Regions from separate parts of the Homo sapiens genome. Here region 2 is linked to region 1. Evidence: read pairs that join two places in POLR2A ChIA-PET (ENCODE). Cell type or tissue: IMR-90. All regions are shown on one strand. Each heading gives the region's core, and the rest is flanking DNA. Links, peaks and the distances in the headings are about the cores only. Region 1 has its middle 3.2 kb from the start of ZG16. Region 2 overlaps KCTD13 (potassium channel tetramerization domain containing 13).

Region 1 (4,385 bases), core at 128-4,127:
AAAAAAACAAAAGAATCGTATAGCAAGACTGGGTGCAGTGGCTCATGCCTGTAATCCCGGCACTTTGAGAGGTCAAAGCAGGAGGACTGCTTAAGCTCAGGAGTTCAGGACCAACATGGGCAACATAGGGAGATCTCGTCTCTACAAAAAATAAAACAATTAGCCAGGCATGGTGGTGCACACCTGTGATCCCAGCTAGTCAGGAGGCTGAGGCAAGAGGATCACTTGAGCTGAGGAGGTCAAAGTTGCAGTGAGCCATGATCGAAACATCAAGTCTCAAAAAAAGGAAAAAAAAAAAAAGAATTGTATAGTGGACACTTATATAACCACTGTATAGATTCTACTATGGTTAATATTTTGCTGTAATTGCTTTTTTTTCTTTCTTCTTTTTGGAGACACAGTCTTGCTCTATCCCTCAGGCTGGAGGGCAGTGGCGCGATCTCGGCTCACTATAATCTCTGCTTCCCAGGTTCAAGCGATTCTCCTGCCTCAGCCTCCCGAGTAGCTGGGATTACAGGCATGCGCCACCACGCCCAGCTAATTTTTGTAATTTTAGTAGAGACAGGGTTTCGCCATGTTTGCCAGGATGGTCTCGATCTCTTGACCTCGTGATCCGCCCACCTCGGCCTCCCAAAGTGCTGGGATTACAGGCGTGAGCCACTGTGCCTGGCCTGCATTTTTTTTTCTATCCACTCATCTATTTATCCCCAATATGCCAAACACTTCCCAAACCATTTCTCTCTGAGAAGGATGACTGGGGCTGCAGGTGCACAGTGAACACGTGCCTATTGCCCCACAGGAAACAGAGTCAGTCCAATGGGAAGTGCAAAGCTAAGGATCCGAAGGTCTACAGGTGTTCCTCTGGGGGTAATTCTGGGCTTTGGGCCCTCAAGTCTCCTGGGTACCATGGCTGAATCTTCCTGGGGCTGTAGGCCGCCCAGGGCCATTGCTTCTTTCTTAGGTCTGTAACACCCCCAGGGGTGATGTCATAGTTTTTTTTTTCTCTGTATGCCCTTCATTTTCAGGACTGATTCCTCTCTGCCTAAAATCCCTAAGACTGACTCCAGGGACCTAGTGCCTGACCCCTCCTGGACTGGCCCTCTGACCTCTCTGAATCAGGAGGTCCAAGAAGAGGGAAGGATGGAGGACCAGAAGGGGCTGGAATAAGTGCTCTCAATTATAAATGACTAGTCAGGCATTCAGAGCACCCCACCCCTCACAGGTTTACCATCTGGGGCCAATGACTCATCCCAGATAGCAAAGGCAGTCCCGCCTGAGGATCTGGAAATGGGGGGAATCCAGGGTGGTGAGTTCTGGGAGTGAAACAGAACAGCAGCCAAAGATTCCACGTTCACTCCTCCCTTCCCCTCTCTTTTTCTCCAAGGTCAGTGTCAGCACATCCTGCTACTATAACTTTCACCTCATTCCAGCCATTTTGTTTTGTGTCTCTCTCCCTCTCTCTTTCCTGGTGACTCTCCTTCCCTTTATGTCTTCATCTTTCCCTGCTCTGGGGAGGATTTTTCTTTCTTTCTTTCTTTCTTTTTTTTTAGATGGAGTCTTGCTCTGTTGCCAGGCTGGAGTGCAGTGGCGCGATCTCGACTCACTTCAACCTCTGCCTCCAGGGTTCAAGCAATTCCCCTGCCTCAGCCTCCTGAGTAGCTGGGACTACAGGTGCGCACCACCACACCCAGATAATTTTTTCTATTTTACTAGAGATGGGGTTTCACCATGTTGGCCAGGATGGTCTCAATCTCCTGACCTTGTGATCCACCTTCCTCAGCCCCCCAAAGTGCTAGGATTATAGGCGTGAGCCACCACACCCGGCCTTTTTTTCTTTTTTCTTTTTTTTTTTGAGATAGATTCTCGCTCTGTCACCCAGGCTGGAGTGCAGTGGCCTGATCTCAGCTTACTGCAACCTCTGCCTCCAGGGTTCAAGCGATTCTCCTGCTTCAGCCTCCGGAGTAGCTAGAATTACAGGCACCCACCACCATGCCTGGCTAATTTTTGTATTTTTAGTAAAGATGGGGTTTCACCATGTTGGCCAGGCTGGTCTTGAAATGACCTCAGGTGATCCACCCACCTTGGCCTCCCAAAGTGCGGGAATTACAGGCGTGAGCCACCATGCCTGGCCTAAGGGGTTTTTTTTTATATTCCTTCCCTCCATGCCTTTTTCCTTCTGCCTCTTCTTTCCTTGTCCCTACATCTCTCCCAAGCTCTCTCTCTAGCTCTTTCTCCTCTCTAATCCTTGCTTGTCTTCTTCTGTTTAGGGACAGACCACCCCTAGTCTGTGACCAAACACAGGAAGTCAAAGATGGCAGCTCAGAGAGGTCGAGATGGGCACCTTGGAAGAACGCCCTCATGTTCCCAGGCATGACACATCCAGGACCCTCAGGACAGAGGCACCCACATTTGCCACAGCTCCACTCCGTTGCACCCACCCTGCCTGTATGGAGATCCAGCATCTCCTCCATTGCCGAAGACTGCTTCTTGTTCCACTATAGCAAGTCCTCAGTCTCCAGAGTGCAAGAGATGCTTTCCTATGATGGGAGGGGTCTCAAGGCCCATTTTCTGTCCATCCCAGAAACAAGGAAAGCTGCCCTATCGCTAATGCTGGCACCTCTAGGGTGCACTCTCATGTGGGGACTGAGGCAGAAGGAAGAACGTGAAGGCAGTGAGACACCAGGCCCCCATCTCTGCTTCTGCCTTATCAGATCCTGTTTGAGCCACTTTACATTTAACCCACGTGCCAGCTGTGGGCCTACCTGCCCCTTTTAAACTCTAGATGAAGTTGCCTTAAACCTCATCCCGTTCCCGGGCCTGCACGCGTGAATGTCCAAAGCCCTTCCAGAGCTTTCTGCTACTAAACAGAAAGCAACTCAACACATGTTTTTTTGTTTGTTTTTGTTTTTTGTTTGCTTGTTTTTTTTTTTTTTTTCAAGATGGGGTCTTGCTCTGCTGCCCTTTCTTGGCTCACTGCAACTTCCACCTCCCGGGTTCAGGCGATTCTCCTGCCTCAGCCTCCCAAGTAGCTGGGATTACAGACATCCACCACCACGCCTTGCTAATTTTTGTATTTTTAGTAGAGACAGGGTTTCACCATGTTGGCCAGACTTGTTTCTAACTCTGACCTCTTGATCCACCCTCAGCCTCCCAAAGTGCTAGGATTACAGGCGTGAGCCACTGTGCCCGGCTCAACACGTTTATCAAGCATCTCTACATTGGAGGTACCATTCTAGACGCTGAAGAGACAGCAATGAAGAAAAGAGTCAACAGCCGACCTCAAGGAGCTGTAGGGCCAAGGGAAAGCTTCCTTTCTGCTCTCTAGCCCTATAAAGGCTCCCCAAAAAGGAACTGACAATTGGCAAATTAATAGGAGAAAAATGTGTACAAAATTTATGTCACATGTACAAGCATAAGGAAACCACAGGAGAACGATGACCTAATAACCCAACGTGGTCCAGATGCTTATGTAGCTGCCTTCTTCACAGGGGAGGGGAAATGGGGGTGCAGCAATGTTGAGAGGTAGTATGTGATTTTGTGGGGAAATGAATGGGGCCAGGTGCAGTGGCTCACACACCTGTAATCCCAGCACTTTGGGAGCCCGAGGCGGATGGATCACTTGAGGTCAGGAGTTTGAGATCAGCCTGACCAACATGGTGAAACCCCGTCTCTACTAAAAAATACAAAAATCAGCCAGGTGTTGTGGCACATGCATGTAATCCCAGCTACTTGGGAGGCTGAGGCAGGAGAATCGCTTGAACCAGGGAAGTGGAGGTTGCAGTGAGCCGAGATTGCACCATTGCACTCCAGCCTGGGCAACAAAAGCAGAACTCCGTTTCAAAAAAATAGCCGGGCGCAGTGGCTCACGCCTGTAATCCCAGCACTTTGGGAGGCCGAGGCGGGCGGATCATGAGGTCAGGAGATCAAGGCCATCCTGGCTAATGGTGAAACCCCATCTCTACTAAAAACACACACAAAAAAATTAGCTGGGCACGGTAGCGGGTGCCTGTAATCCCAGCTACTCGGGAGGCTGAGGCAGAAGAATCGCTTGAACCCGGGAGGCAGAGGCTGCAGTGAGCAGAGATCACACCATTGCAGTCCAGCCTGGGCCACAGAGCGAGACTCCGTCTCAAAAAAAAAAAAAAAATTAGCTGGGCATAGTGGTGCACACCTGCAGTCTCAGTGCTTGGAGGACTGAGGTCAGAGGATTGCTTGAGCCTAGGATTTTGAGGCTGCAGAGAGTTATGATCATGCCATTGCACTCCAGCCTGGGTGACAGAGCGAGACTCCGTCTCAAAATAAATAAATAAATAAACAAAAAAAAAATATTTTAAAAGGAGAAATGAATGGACCCGAAAGATAGGAATTAACTTGTAAATGATTCT
Region 2 (4,385 bases), core at 1-4,000, 130 kb before region 1:
TAACTTGCCTAGTGTCACCCAGTTAAAAAATGGGGACACCAGGACCCCCGGGGAGGTGGCCTGGCTCCCGGTCCCTCACTGGAGCTGCTGTGCTGTGCTGTGCTGGGATTTGCTCAGCGCATGTGGCTTCCCTTCTGAGACCCGTTTAGCCTGGCCCCAGGGGTGGAGGAGGCTCTCTGTTGAGCACCAAAGCCCTGGGCAGGAGCAGAGGACTGGGAATGCATCCAGGCCCGTCTTCTGGGGGTACAGAGGGAGGGGTGCCAACTGCGCTGAGGCCTCCTGGTCCCCTGGTCCCCAGCACTTCAGATGACAACCTACTTAAGAACATCGAGCTGTTCGACAAGCTGGCCCTGCGCTTCCACGGGCGGCTACTCTTCCTCAAGGATGTCCTGGGGGACGAGATCTGCTGCTGGTCTTTCTACGGGCAGGGCCGCAAAATCGCCGAGGTGTGCTGCACCTCCATTGTCTATGCTACGGAGAAGAAGCAGACCAAGGTCAGAGGGGCTCCAGAGCCTATGTTGGGGGCTGGGGGTGGCCAGGACCAGGACCCTGGACAAAAGCAGGTTGGCAGGGGAAGGAGCCCACCACCAGGAGGCAGGAGCCAGATCCTGGGGTCTGGGGTGCACAACAGTGGGCAAGCCACCCTATCCCTGTGGGTCTCTGTTTCTCTGTGAAATGGGGGTCACGGGTTAGAGCAGGGTGCTTAGCCTAGGCCTGTTGGATGGGTTTCAAGGCTGTTTGCAACTCCTGAAATGGGGGTGTATGCATTTTTCTGTATAGGGGGTCCATAGTTGCCATTAGAAACTCAGAAGGGGTGAGGCATAGTGGCTTACGCCTGTAACCCCAGGACTCTGGGAGGCCAAGGCAGGAGGATCACTTGAGCCCAGGAGTTCGAGACCAGCCTGGGCAACATCGTGGGACCTGATCTCTGTAAGAAGTCAAAAAATTTAGCCAGGTGTGGTGGCTTGGTGACATGATGGCATGCACCTGTAATCCCAGCTACTCAGGAAGCTAAGGCAGGAGGATTGCTTGAGCCCAGTAATTTATTTATTTATTATTATTATTATTATTATTTGAGATGGAGTCTCGTTGTGTCACCAGGCTGTAGTGCAGTGGCACAATCTCCGCTCACCGCAACCTCTACCTCCCAGGTTCAAGCGATTCTTCTGCCTCAGCCTCCCCAGTAGCTAGGACTACAGGCACGTGCCACCATGCCCAGCTAATTTTTGTATTTTTAGTAGAAACGGGGTTTCACCATGTTGGCCAGGATGGTCTCAATCTCTTGACCTCGTGATCCACCCACCTCAGCCTCCCAAAGTGCTGGGATTACAAGCGTGAGCCACTGCCCCCAGCCTATTTTTTTTTTTTTTTTTTTAGACAGAGTCTCACTCTGTTGCCCAAGCTGCAGTGCAATGGTGTGATCTCAGCTCACTTAACCTCTGCCTCCCAGATTCAAGTGATTCTCCTGCCTCAGCCTCCCAAGTAGCTGGCACTACAGGCACCCGCCTCCATGCCCGGCTAATTTTTGTATTTTTTAGTAGAGACTAAATGTAGTAGAGAAGTCTCTTTAGTAGAGACTTCGCCATGTTGGTCAGGCTGGTATTGAACCCCTGACCTCAAGTGATCTGCCCTCCTCGGCCTCCCAAAGTGCTTGGATTATAGGTGTGAGCCACCGGGCCCGCCCTAGCCCAGGAATTTGAGGCAGCAGGGAGCTATGATCATGCCACTGCACTCCATCCTAGGAGACAGAGTGAGCCCTAACTCTAATTAAAAAAAAAAAAAAGGGAAACTCAGAAAGGCCCATTGCCAAAAATAGATTCTTAAAACCTCAGAATCAGATGTCTCTTAGAACATCCTCTGAGTTTGTAGATCCTGAGTCATTAATGTGGCAATCATCAAGATATTCCCCAAGCCCCTGCTCTGTGCTAAGTACTGTACCGGGCTGGAAATCAAGGGGAATGAAGTGCTGAGCAAAATACAAGCCCTTCCTCATCTGGTCCCTTCCGAGCTTACTATGAGCCACATGCCTCAGGTACACCACAGTCATCACAAGTCTCTAAGCACTCAGTGCTATTTCTTACCTCTTACCTCTGCACACACTGTTGCCTCTTGGAATTCTTTCCTTCTATCTGCCTAATGAACTTGTACTTAATCTTAAGACTCAAGCTAAGCATCACTTTCTTTGGGTCACCTTCACTCATGAACTTTCAATCCAGCAACCCCAAAGTTGGTCACACTCCCTTCATAGCTAAAGACAGTGTTTTATCATGTGTGGTGGAGGGGAGGGGGTTTGCATCAGCAGCGAGGTGTTAGTTCCTTGAGGGCAGGGCCATGTCTTTTTCTTTCCTATCTCCCATTAGCTGGGCCCTTTTCACACAGTGGAAGCTAGGAAACATTTATTGAATGAATGAATGAATGAATCAGTGACCCAGCTTCCAAGAAACATCCTCTGATTGGGAAGATAGGAAGATAAACCAATAATTAGAGTGCATGGCTCACACCTGTAATCCCAATACTTTAGGAGGCTGAGGCAGGGGACCATTAAGGCCAGGAGTTTGAGGCCAGCCTGGGCAACACAGCAAGACCCCATCTCTACAAAAAATAAAAAAAAATTAACTGGACATAGTGGTACACCCAGGTACTCAGGAAGCTGAGGTGGGAGGATCACTTGAGCCCGGGAGGTTGAGGCTGCAGGGATACATGATCACACCACTGCACTCCAGCCTAGGCAACAGAGTGAGATCTTGTCTTAGAAACAAACAAACAACGATTAAAAAAAAAAAAAAAAGGCCGGGCATGGTGGCTCACACCTGTAATCCCAGCACTTTGGGAGGCTGAGGCGGGCAGATCACGAGGTCAGGAGTTCGAGACCAGCCTGTACAACATGGTGAAACCCTGTCTCTACTAAAAATCCAAAAATTAGCTGGGCATAATGGCACATGCCTGTAATCCCAGCTACTCCGGGAGGTTGAAGCAGGAAAATCGCTTGAACTTGGGAAGTGGAGGTTGCAGTGAGCTGAGATTGTGCCATTGCGCTCCAGCCTGGGTGACAGAGCAAGACTCTGTCTCAGGAAAAAATAAAAAATAAAAATAAAAAATTAAAAAAACAGTTTGCTAAGAGCTGTGTTAGATGCTTCCAAGGCCACACAAGGGAACACCCCAGTCACCTCTTCGACTTCATCCCTTTCCATTCCCTCTCATCTCTGCCTCAATTGCATTGGCCTCCCTTTTGATCTTCCAGTAAGACACTGGGTGCACTCCTGACCCACAGCTCTCACGCTGGCCCTGGCCCTCCCCAGGCTGCTCTTTCTGCTCTGTGTGCCTTGTCCCCTCCCCCACTCCTTTGGTCAAATATCACCTTCTCAGTGAGGCCTTCCCTGGAGTCCTTCTTAAAGTTGTAACACTCCTGGCTCTGGCTATCACATCCCCTTTTCCTGATGTATCTCTTTTCCTGATGTATCTCTTTCTCTCTCTCTCTCTTTTTTTTTTTTTAATAGATGAGGTCTTGCTACATTGCCCAGGCTGGCTTTGAACTTGAACTCCTGGGCTCTAACGATGTTCCTGCCTTAGCCTCCCAATGTGCTGGGATTACAGTCAGGAGACACCACACCCAGCTTATATCGTTTCCTAAACATCATCATTTGACTGCATTTATATTTTATTTTATTTATTTATTTATTTATTTTGAGATGGGGTCTCACTGTCACCCAGGTTGGAGTGCAGTGGTACAATCTTGGCTCACTGCAACCTCCACCTCCCATGCTCAGGTGATCCTCCCACCTCAGTCTCCCGAGTAGCTGGGAACACAGGTGTGGGCCACCACACCTAGCTAATTTTTTGTATTTTTGGTAGAGATGGGGTTACACCATGTTGCCCAGACTAGACTCAAACTCCTGGCCTCAAGCTGTCCTCCCACCTTGGCCTCCCAAAGTGCTGGGATTACAGGCCTGAGTCACTGCGCCAGGCTAGTTTATATTTTCTTAAGTGTATGACTGAGTCCTCCCACTAGAATGTAACCTCCTGAGGACAGAACTCTTGTTTTGTTCACTGCTATTTTTGCAGTGCCTAGAACAATACCTGGTGCAGTGCACTCACTCAGTATTTGTCAAATGAAAAAATATACCAAGAGGCTAGGCAGGGAAGGAGATGAAGGAGAGAAAACAAATAATTCTGCCTGCCTGACTTCAGAGCTGAGCCTTGAAGTATGACTTTGCTGAGTAAAGGAGTGGCAGAGAGGCCAGGCCAGGCCCAAGGACCTGACTGCAGGGCTAGGAGGTGTGTTGGTGCAGGGGCCCTAGGCAGGGGGATGGCCCTGCGTGACTGCACCAGAAGGAAGGAGCTGGGGCCGGCTGGCCTTTTGCAGGTGGAATTTCCAGAGGCCCGGA

Evidence for each region. ChIA-PET counts read pairs that join two places held together with the same protein. Peaks named below come from ENCODE experiments on the same cell type or tissue, not always from the same donor. Only the 100,000 strongest peaks of a DNase experiment are listed, where the experiment ranks them.
Region 2: POLR2A ChIA-PET joins it to region 1 with 8 read pairs; 5 of 35 experiments call an interaction of 5 or more read pairs at or near these places.

What each region holds. Positions count from the first base shown.
Region 1 is chr16:29,772,816-29,777,200 of GRCh38, reverse strand. No RefSeq gene overlaps it. Among named protein-coding and RNA genes, the nearest start is that of ZG16, 3.2 kb to the left of the region's middle. RefSeq lists an enhancer at 1,139-1,433. In IMR-90, for the core only: no CTCF peak of the experiment used is centred there; no DNase peak of the experiment used is centred there.
Region 2 is chr16:29,907,087-29,911,471 of GRCh38, reverse strand. It overlaps KCTD13 (potassium channel tetramerization domain containing 13), which reads left to right. Exons shown (of 6, transcript NM_178863.5): 5 at 299-494; 6 at 4,364-4,385. It also overlaps a transcript of ASPHD1 not described here. Among named protein-coding and RNA genes, the nearest start is that of ASPHD1, 8.8 kb to the right of the region's middle. In IMR-90, for the core only: no CTCF peak of the experiment used is centred there; a DNase peak (open chromatin) is centred at 1,871.